Regions from separate parts of the Homo sapiens genome. Here region 2 is linked to region 1. Evidence: read pairs that join two places in POLR2A ChIA-PET (ENCODE). Cell type or tissue: MCF 10A. All regions are shown on one strand. Links, peaks and the distances in the headings refer to the core of each region. The heading gives the core; the rest is flanking DNA.

Evidence for each region. ChIA-PET counts read pairs that join two places held together with the same protein. Peaks named below come from ENCODE experiments on the same cell type or tissue, not always from the same donor. Only the 100,000 strongest peaks of a DNase experiment are listed, where the experiment ranks them.
Region 2: POLR2A ChIA-PET joins it to region 1 with 42 read pairs; 7 of 35 experiments call an interaction of 5 or more read pairs at or near these places.

Annotation. Positions count from the first base shown.
Region 1 is chr1:152,107,163-152,112,519 of GRCh38, reverse strand. It overlaps TCHH (trichohyalin), which reads left to right. Exons shown (of 3, transcript NM_007113.4): 3 at 1-5,357. The coding sequence ends at 5,135. Among named protein-coding and RNA genes, the nearest start is that of TCHH, 5.6 kb to the left of the region's middle. In MCF 10A, for the core only: no CTCF peak of the experiment used is centred there; DNase peaks (open chromatin) are centred at 1,499, 1,799 and 2,029.
Region 2 is chr1:152,180,652-152,186,008 of GRCh38, reverse strand. No RefSeq gene overlaps it. Among named protein-coding and RNA genes, the nearest start is that of CCDST, 6.0 kb to the left of the region's middle. In MCF 10A, for the core only: a CTCF peak has its summit at 3,386 (motif pointing right); DNase peaks (open chromatin) are centred at 2,818 and 3,388.

The DNA of each region.
Region 1 (5,357 bases), core at 79-5,078:
GGCAAGACAGAGTGTTCCAGGAGGAAGAAGAGAAAGAGTGGAGGAAGCGCGAGACAGTGCTCCGGAAGGAAGAAGAGAAGTTGCAGGAAGAGGAGCCGCAGCGGCAAAGAGAGCTCCAGGAGGAAGAAGAGCAGCTACGGAAGCTGGAGCGGCAAGAGCTGAGGAGGGAGCGCCAGGAGGAAGAGCAGCAGCAGCAAAGGCTGAGGCGCGAGCAGCAACTAAGGCGCAAGCAGGAGGAGGAGAGGCGCGAGCAGCAGGAGGAGAGGCGCGAGCAGCAGGAGAGGCGCGAGCAGCAGGAGGAGAGGCGCGAGCAGCAGCTGAGGCGCGAGCAGGAGGAGAGGCGCGAGCAGCAGCTGAGGCGCGAGCAGGAGGAGGAGAGGCGCGAGCAGCAGCTGAGGCGCGAGCAGGAGGAGGAGAGGCGCGAGCAGCAGCTGAGGCGCGAGCAGCAGCTGAGGCGCGAGCAGCAGCTGAGGCGCGAGCAGCAGCTGAGGCGCGAGCAGCAGCTGAGGCGCGAGCAGCAGCTGAGGCGCGAGCAGCAGCTGAGGCGCGAGCAGCAGCTGAGGCGCGAGCAGCAGCTGAGGCGCGAGCAGGAGGAGGAGAGGCACGAGCAGAAGCACGAGCAGGAGAGGCGCGAGCAGCGGCTGAAGCGCGAGCAGGAGGAGAGGCGCGATTGGCTGAAGCGCGAGGAGGAGACGGAGAGGCACGAGCAGGAGAGGCGCAAGCAGCAGCTGAAGCGCGACCAGGAGGAGGAGAGGCGCGAACGTTGGCTGAAGCTCGAGGAGGAGGAGAGGCGCGAGCAGCAGGAGAGGCGCGAGCAGCAACTAAGGCGGGAGCAAGAGGAGAGGCGCGAGCAGCGGCTGAAGCGCCAGGAGGAGGAAGAGAGGCTCCAGCAGCGGTTGAGGAGCGAGCAACAACTAAGACGCGAGCAGGAGGAGAGGCGCGAGCAGCTGCTGAAGCGCGAGGAGGAGAAGAGGCTCGAGCAGGAGAGGCGAGAGCAGCGGCTGAAGCGCGAGCAGGAGGAGAGGCGCGATCAGCTGCTGAAGCGCGAGGAGGAGAGGCGCCAGCAGCGGCTGAAGCGCGAGCAGGAAGAGAGGCTCGAGCAGCGACTGAAGCGCGAGGAGGTGGAGAGACTCGAGCAGGAGGAGAGGCGCGAGCAGCGGCTGAAGCGCGAGGAGCCGGAGGAAGAGAGGCGCCAGCAGCTGCTGAAGAGCGAGGAGCAGGAGGAGAGGCGCCAGCAGCAACTAAGGCGCGAGCAGCAGGAAAGGCGCGAGCAGCGGCTGAAGCGCGAGGAGGAGGAAGAGAGGCTCGAGCAGCGGCTGAAGCGCGAGCATGAGGAAGAGAGGCGCGAGCAGGAGCTAGCTGAGGAGGAGCAGGAACAGGCCCGGGAGCGGATTAAGAGCCGCATCCCGAAGTGGCAGTGGCAGCTAGAAAGCGAGGCCGACGCACGGCAAAGCAAAGTCTACTCGAGGCCCCGCAAGCAGGAAGGGCAGAGGCGCCGCCAAGAGCAGGAGGAAAAGAGGCGGCGCCGGGAGAGTGAGCTGCAATGGCAGGAGGAGGAACGGGCTCACCGGCAGCAGCAGGAAGAGGAGCAGCGCCGGGACTTCACATGGCAGTGGCAGGCGGAGGAAAAGAGCGAGAGGGGCCGTCAGAGGCTGTCGGCCAGGCCCCCATTGCGGGAGCAGCGGGAGAGGCAGCTGAGGGCCGAGGAGCGCCAGCAGCGGGAACAACGGTTTCTCCCGGAGGAGGAGGAGAAGGAGCAGCGGCGCCGCCAGCGACGCGAGAGGGAGAAAGAGCTGCAGTTCCTGGAGGAAGAGGAGCAGCTCCAGCGGCGGGAGCGTGCCCAACAGCTCCAGGAGGAGGAGGACGGCCTCCAGGAGGATCAGGAGAGGAGGCGAAGCCAGGAGCAGCGCCGCGACCAAAAATGGAGGTGGCAACTAGAAGAAGAAAGGAAGAGACGCCGCCACACGCTGTACGCCAAGCCAGCCCTACAAGAGCAGCTGAGGAAGGAACAGCAGCTGCTGCAGGAGGAGGAGGAGGAGCTACAGAGAGAGGAGCGCGAGAAGAGAAGGCGCCAAGAACAGGAGAGACAATACCGCGAGGAAGAGCAGCTGCAGCAGGAGGAAGAGCAGCTGCTGAGAGAGGAACGGGAGAAAAGAAGACGCCAGGAGCGGGAAAGGCAATATCGGAAGGATAAGAAGCTGCAGCAGAAGGAAGAGCAGCTGCTGGGAGAGGAACCGGAGAAGAGAAGGCGCCAGGAGCGGGAGAAAAAATACCGCGAGGAAGAGGAGTTGCAGCAGGAGGAAGAGCAGCTGCTGAGAGAGGAACGGGAGAAGAGAAGGCGCCAGGAGTGGGAGAGGCAGTACCGCAAAAAAGACGAGCTGCAGCAGGAAGAAGAGCAGCTGCTGAGAGAGGAACGGGAGAAAAGAAGACTCCAGGAGCGGGAGAGGCAATATCGGGAGGAAGAGGAGCTGCAGCAGGAGGAAGAGCAGCTGCTGGGAGAGGAACGGGAGACGAGAAGGCGCCAGGAGCTGGAGAGGCAATATCGGAAGGAAGAGGAGCTGCAGCAGGAGGAAGAGCAGCTGCTGAGAGAGGAACCGGAGAAGAGAAGGCGCCAGGAGCGGGAGAGGCAATGTCGGGAGGAAGAGGAGCTGCAGCAGGAGGAAGAGCAGCTGCTGAGAGAGGAACGGGAGAAGAGAAGGCGCCAGGAGCTGGAGAGGCAATATCGGGAGGAAGAGGAGGTGCAGCAGGAGGAAGAGCAGCTGCTGAGAGAGGAACCGGAGAAGAGAAGGCGCCAGGAGCTGGAGAGGCAATACCGCGAGGAAGAGGAGCTGCAGCAGGAGGAAGAGCAGCTGCTGAGAGAGGAACAGGAGAAAAGGCGCCAGGAGCGGGAGAGGCAGTATCGGGAGGAGGAAGAGCTTCAGCGCCAGAAAAGGAAGCAGCGATACCGGGATGAGGATCAGCGCAGTGATCTGAAATGGCAGTGGGAACCAGAAAAAGAAAATGCAGTTCGTGATAACAAGGTTTACTGCAAAGGCAGAGAGAATGAACAGTTCCGGCAGTTGGAAGATTCCCAGCTGCGCGACAGACAATCCCAGCAAGATCTGCAGCACCTGCTGGGTGAACAGCAAGAGCGAGATCGTGAGCAAGAGAGGAGGCGCTGGCAGCAGCGCGACAGGCATTTCCCAGAGGAAGAACAGCTGGAGCGAGAAGAGCAAAAGGAAGCCAAAAGGCGCGACAGGAAGTCCCAAGAGGAAAAGCAGTTGCTGAGAGAGGAAAGAGAAGAGAAGAGACGCCGTCAAGAGACAGACAGAAAATTCCGCGAGGAGGAACAGCTGCTCCAGGAAAGGGAGGAACAGCCGCTGCGCCGCCAAGAGCGTGACAGAAAATTCCGCGAAGAGGAACTGCGCCATCAGGAACAAGGGAGAAAATTCCTCGAGGAGGAACAGCGGCTGCGCCGCCAGGAACGGGAGAGAAAATTCCTTAAGGAGGAACAGCAGCTGCGCTGCCAGGAGCGCGAGCAACAGCTGCGTCAGGACCGCGACAGAAAATTCCGCGAGGAGGAACAGCAGCTGAGCCGCCAAGAGCGTGACAGAAAATTCCGTGAAGAGGAACAGCAGGTGCGCCGCCAGGAACGAGAGAGAAAATTCCTGGAGGAGGAACAGCAGCTGCGCCAGGAGCGTCACAGAAAATTCCGCGAAGAGGAACAGCTGCTCCAGGAAAGGGAAGAACAGCAGCTGCACCGCCAAGAGCGTGACAGAAAATTCCTGGAGGAGGAACAACAGCTGCGCCGCCAAGAGCGTGACAGAAAATTCCGCGAACAGGAACTGCGCAGTCAGGAACCAGAGAGAAAATTCCTCGAGGAGGAACAGCAGCTGCACCGCCAGCAACGGCAGAGAAAATTCCTCCAGGAGGAACAGCAGCTGCGCCGCCAGGAGCGCGGGCAACAGCGGCGTCAGGACCGTGACAGAAAATTCCGCGAGGAGGAACAGCTGCGCCAGGAGAGGGAGGAACAGCAGCTGAGCCGCCAAGAGCGTGACAGAAAATTCCGTTTAGAGGAACAGAAAGTGCGCCGCCAGGAACAAGAGAGAAAATTCATGGAGGACGAACAGCAGCTGCGCCGCCAGGAGGGCCAACAACAGCTGCGCCAGGAGCGCGACAGAAAATTCCGCGAAGACGAACAGCTGCTCCAGGAAAGGGAAGAACAGCAGCTGCACCGCCAAGAGCGTGACAGAAAATTCCTCGAGGAGGAACCGCAGCTGCGCCGCCAGGAGCGCGAACAACAGCTGCGTCACGACCGCGACAGAAAATTCCGTGAAGAGGAACAGCTGCTCCAGGAAGGGGAGGAACAGCAGCTGCGCCGCCAAGAGCGTGACAGAAAATTCCGCGAAGAGGAACAGCAGCTCCGCCGTCAGGAACGAGAGAGAAAATTCCTCCAGGAGGAACAGCAGCTGCGCCGCCAGGAACTGGAGAGAAAATTCCGTGAGGAGGAACAGCTGCGCCAAGAAACGGAGCAAGAGCAGCTGCGCCGCCAAGAACGCTACAGAAAAATCCTAGAGGAAGAGCAGCTCCGTCCGGAAAGGGAAGAACAGCAGCTGCGCCGCCAGGAGCGCGACAGAAAATTCCGCGAGGAGGAACAGCTCCGCCAGGAGAGGGAGGAACAGCAGCTGCGCAGCCAAGAGTCTGACAGAAAATTCCGCGAGGAGGAACAGCTACGCCAGGAGAGGGAAGAACAGCAGCTGCGCCCCCAACAGCGTGACGGAAAGTATCGCTGGGAAGAAGAGCAGCTCCAACTTGAGGAACAAGAGCAGAGGCTGCGGCAGGAGCGAGACCGGCAGTACCGGGCGGAGGAGCAGTTTGCCACGCAGGAGAAGAGTCGTCGTGAGGAACAAGAACTATGGCAAGAAGAGGAGCAGAAACGTCGCCAGGAACGGGAAAGGAAATTACGGGAAGAACACATCCGCCGCCAGCAGAAGGAGGAACAGAGGCACCGCCAAGTCGGGGAGATAAAATCCCAAGAAGGGAAGGGCCATGGGCGGCTTCTGGAGCCCGGCACTCATCAGTTTGCCAGTGTCCCAGTGCGCTCCAGCCCTCTCTATGAGTACATCCAAGAGCAGAGATCTCAATACCGCCCTTAAGTGATGTTGCCAATATCTTGACACCTGCCAAAGCTTCGAGCACGGGAAAATGAGAAACACTGGGTACCAAGTGATAACTCAGATGTTTCTGGTTGTGGGAAAACTCTCTGATATTAGAATGTCTTTTCTTCCAAAATCTTAAACTACGCTCATTTTACGCACTTTGTACTTCTGCTTTTTATTCTTCCTCAAGTAGTTCTTTACTGCAAGATGTCTTTCTTT
Region 2 (5,357 bases), core at 308-5,307, 73 kb before region 1:
GCCGTGGGAATGGTAAAATTAAATCAAATGTAAACATTTGGGCCAGTAACAAGGACGAATTTCTGGACAAACATGACTTTAAAAACAGGACTCTTTTCCCAGGATGAGCTCCTCAAACTGATATCAGATTGACTAGTTCAGCTTCCAAACCCAGGAAGCTCTTTTGGGCACTTGGGACACTCCTGAACAGCATGCACAGGGATTTGCTCCCTGATGATACTGAACGTAATTCCTCCAAACTGCCACCAGGTGTCTACAGACACTCACACACCCTCTGGCTCCTAAGTCAACAGATGGGTACTTTAACTGAGAAAGAAGTTACCAGCCCAAGGGCACGCGGTTTGTTAACGATGAACTCTGTGGTAGAACCCAGGTTTGTGTGGCTGGTTATTATTCAGTCTCAACTCCAAAGTGCCTCAGGGATAGAAGAAGCAAATTTCAAAGAAAGAATCAGGCCCAGGAGGAACCTGACATACCATCATACCTCTGCCTCCTTGAAGGATAACACGAGCCATCCCAACCATAAAAGGATCCTCTACTCCACCAGAAAAGAGATTTAAATTGCCCCTCAGTCTCCCTGAAGCTCAAGCCCAGGGTTTGGCGTTTTTCACTGCTTAGAAGTTTTTCTTGGCTCTGCCTTCAGATGTCAGCCCTGAAATTCTCAGCTTAGACCAGCAAGCCCAGATGTATTTCTTCCCTTTGCCTTTAATGGTCCTCTCCTGGTGAGCACAGAAGTAGTTTGGGCAGCATTCAGTGCAGAGCAGGGATCCCAAATGCAAACATCCTCTCTTCCCTGTCTTAGATCTAGCTGTTAACAAACCTAGAGGTAACTATATGCATCTTTCTTCTTGGTAAACACTGAGTACTTATAGCATGGAGTCCATCATTAGACACAAAGAATGTTCACACTTGCACTACACCTATGTATTTCTCTTGCTTACACAAGGGCACACTACCCCACCACCACTAAATCATAAGTTCCTTGAGGGAGGAACTCTGGCTTTCCTCCCAGCACTACACATGGCAGCTTACACAGTGAATGCTTGTTGAATTTGCCCCAGTGGTGACAAATTTGAGAGGCTTGTGTGGATTCTGTATGTGGGATTTTATGTTCATGTTAGATCATTGCCCCCTACCCTAAGGAGCTCCTACTTTGAAAAATGGCATATGTCTGTCTCCTCAGTGGCAATACGGGCTCTGGGTGTAGACACACATGGGTGGTATAATCCATGGCACAGGACCCTGGATCTTGGGATGAGGCTCAGGCTGAACAAAACTAAGAAAGCAAAGGGAGACATGGGTACAGAAACCTCCATAGCCTGGACCTCCCCTGACTCTATAGCTGCCCTAGGGTGTCATCAGATCCCCTTCTCATCTCTTCTCTTCCCCTTGCTTTCCCTCCACCTTTCTCTCTCTCTCCCCATCTCTCTGCTCCCCTCTTTGCCCCTTTTGCTCTCTCCTCTTACTTCCCCTTTCCCTCCCATCTCCATCGTTCCCATGTTTCCTCTTTTTTTCCATCTCCCTGCATTGAATGAACAAAAACAGAGCTTCATACCTAAGACTCAGAGTCCTCCTAAAGGAGTTCCCGAGATGAGCTCAAGGACAGCTCAAAGGCAATGGCATCTGGAGTCATCTGTGCTAAAGCACTCTGCACCAGTGAGGACTCTTGGAGAAGATTCTTCCTGTACCTCTGTCTGGTCTTATTGGTGTACATCATTCAATAAGTCACTGGCCTCCCAGACGCTGGCTTCCATTGTCCTTTGCACCAAGCCTCCCAGGACAGGACCAGTCCCATCTTGTTCCATAGGAGCCTGCCTCCCACCTTGCCACTTTCAGGCCAGTCCAGTCAAAAAGCCTAGGAGCCTACACTTCCTATAGAAGGCAGTCAGAACACCATCAGGCCCCAGGCCCACTTTAGAAGCCATTAAGTGCCTACTCCATACACAGTTCAATGACAGTACAGCAGCTTCACCACCATTGGGGGAGACACAAACATACAACCCTGAAGTAGGTTTATGCCCTGGGAGCACATGATCTTGCCAATTCTGCTGCCCTGGTCTCAGTTCAACACATCTTCACTGAGTATCAGCTCTGAGCAAGGTGCTGAACTGCCTTCTATGCCAGGTCACAACTAAAAAGCAACCAAACACAAATCTACCCAGCCTGCGGGTCCAATTACTCTGGTAATAGCTTCGCCAGCTATTTTGTCACCTTGTCTCTAACATAGGGGCTCTTCCCACTCACTTCCTTCATAGCTTAGGCCCTGATCTGAGAAATAAAAATCTCAGACACCTCTGCAAAGGGGTCTCTTTAGGAACTGGTGAGCAACTATACGTTTTTATTTACACTTTTGGTCATAATGGTAGGAGATGAAACTTGGCATAAAATGAAGACCACAGGGGAAGGGCCTAGAGCAAAACACACTGGAAATGCCAAATTCCAGAGCAACTCCATGAGCCTGTGATTAGTATGGAGAAATGGGTAATCTCCTTTGACTCCCAAGGCACTGCCAAGACCATGCCCAAGGCACCTTAGTGCCAAGATTGTTAGACTTGAATGGGAACGATGTCCTCTTTTTTTCTTCCCACCCCTAGCTGTTGTGTATTTGAGAAAACTAGAAAATATAGAGGTAAAGTGATCTGCCCAACAATATATGGCTGATCAGTGAAAGGACTGGGATGTGAGCCCAGTTTTTCTGACACTTATTACAACATTCCTCTTACAAGTACTCAGTGGTGCCTGATTCCTTAACACAATGCCAAATGTAACAGTGAACTTGTAGCAACTTGAAGCTAGAGTTGGTTCACCCAGAAAGCTGCAAAGCTAGCATACAAACTAGCTGCCATTTCAGTGGAATAATCTGACCTGAGTTTATTCCACTGGTAAGCTGATTGCTGAGGAGCCAGCCCATGGGTTCACCCAGGGGACTCAGGGCTCCAGGATGCTGACTCACACTAGCCACACTCAGCATCCCCTGGCAAGCCAGACACCAATATTCACATGTAATAGACACTGGGCCTCATCATCCGTCCGGGACACTGTGATGTGCCTGTCATAATGCACAAGATCACGCAGATGTCTACACCATGTATCAGAAGTTTACAGGGGAACAGAGGGTCAGGACAGAGAATTTTTCACTTTCAGAGATATTTTAAATTAAAGAACCAGAATGTCCTTTCCCTGAATACTGCTAAGGGAAATAAACATGTTTCACTCTCCTTTTTGAAAAACAGCGTGGTGACTTTTTTGTTAGTCCTTGTTACCCCAACATCCCCCAACAACATGTTAACAAGTGCTTATCACTTACTATAATTTCCAAGCCTACAGATGAATCTACACTGATTTCATTTCAGGGTGGTTGTTTCCAGGTGCTTCCTCAAGGAGGCACTATAGACTCATTCAACTGTCCCCAAAGCATAGCTGGAGAAATTACTTCTTGGAAGGTTTTCGGTAAAGCAAGCAGGGAAAACAAGTCACCTTCATAATGTGTGACTTCAGATTAGCCTCAAAGAGGACTCCTATTCTTGTGTTCTCTTCCAGACTTTTTGCCTCTTTTTTTGTTGGCCCAGATCTCAAGTTCTTTGGGCCTTATATACTCCTTGCCTTTTAATAATGAGGTCACACTCCAAATCCTGGTCTTTAGTGCCTAGAGCAAAAGAGAATATTGGGAGTGGGCCCCTTCCTCCCTGGTCCACCACATGGATGGGGATTAAACTCCATTTAAGTCTATGATGGAGACCATTCAGCCTTATCATCCCAATGTGCCTCGTTTTCTAGAAGGTCAGAACCCTGTCACTGGCTCTGGCTGTGTCACTCGAGGGGTCCTTAGTCTTCAGGACAATCCCTTGTTTGTTTCTTGTTTTTTTAAAGTGAACACAAGTTCTTTAGGAAAGTAAAGGAATAAAACGATGACTACTCCACAGGCAGAGCAATCAGGACAAGCCCTTTTATAATGCCTCTGACTATTTCTGACCTGGGTAAGCTATCAGGCTTCTGGGTAAAATAAAACTCCTCTTATTAGTGATTAGAATAGTCAGTGTGCAGTAATGACAGCAATGATGTTAATAGAGAAACAAGAGTAGCAACAATAGCAGCTATTGAATGGTCTCTTGTCACTTATGAGACAAGGGAAGGAGGCTAGGTTTCTACAGAGCAGGGCCTCACTTCACTGTGGCATGTGCCATCCAGCCTGTACCCAGGACAGTTGCTGCACCAGGGCCAGCAGGAAGAGCCACACTGACCTTTGCCATTCACCCAGCCAGAGGGGACATCCAGAGCTTGGAGGCATAGCCAGAAGGCCAGCCTGGGATGACTGAGCCAGCCTTTGCCCATCCTGGCAAAGGAAAGACATTAGAGGGGATGTAGCCCTGCCTCTGCTGAGAATCAGCACTTGATGTCTACAAAAACAAAGGCTTTCCGAAACATAGCATTCCCCAGAACTGGCTGAACCTAGGGAGCCATGGCTCAAAACTCTTCCAAAACCTTTCCCAAGACTTCTTGTGCAACTTTGGCCTGTCTCTCCCTGTGTCTTTCCCAACAGATAAGAAGAAAAGGAGGTGAGACAGAGAGACCACAGGTGAGAGAATGACTCTGGTATAATCCACCAGATCTGAAAATACCTGGAACTCCTCACTTTTTGGAAGTGAGTTGTCAAAAAGTGTGCTTAGGTCCCTCTTGAAAGCCCAGGACTTGCCATCCTAAATCTCCTCTAGGGCTTCTGCAGCTCTGGGTTCTGTCTCCATAGGCCAGAAGCACTAGGCTCTCCTTTAATGCTGACTTCTAATGTTAAGAAGCTCCCAAAAAAAATGTGCTGCATTTCTTCTTCACAGGATGTATCACAGTTTGTAATTATTTTTGCATGTGATGATTTGATTCTTAAATTAAGCACCACAGTCGGGAATTGAATCTGATCTTGTATAGAAATTGGCCCAGGGTTTGGGATGCAGTAAGCTCCATAAATATATGTTGAATAAATGAACATATGAACAAATGAGTACCAGTCAGTTCTGAGTACCATGTTTTATGAGAGGATTTGAGAAGCTATAGCATATACAGAGATGGCAGCCAGGATTGGGAATGTTCTTGAGATCTTATGTGAGAAAGGATTGAAATGACAGAGGCTATAGAGACTGAGATGAGGATGTGTAAGAAAGAGACTGGCCTATTGTTTCCTGATGTCACACAGAGAAAGCATTCATGAGACTTGATTTACATTGTTCTAGAAGGCAGAATGGGAACCAAGAAGCAAAAGTCCCAGGCAGATTGTAGCTCCAAGCAGATGAATATACCCCATGGCTAGAATTGTCCCAGGGTGGGACAGTTTATTCAGTCTCCCATCAGACTGAATGGTCATGCAG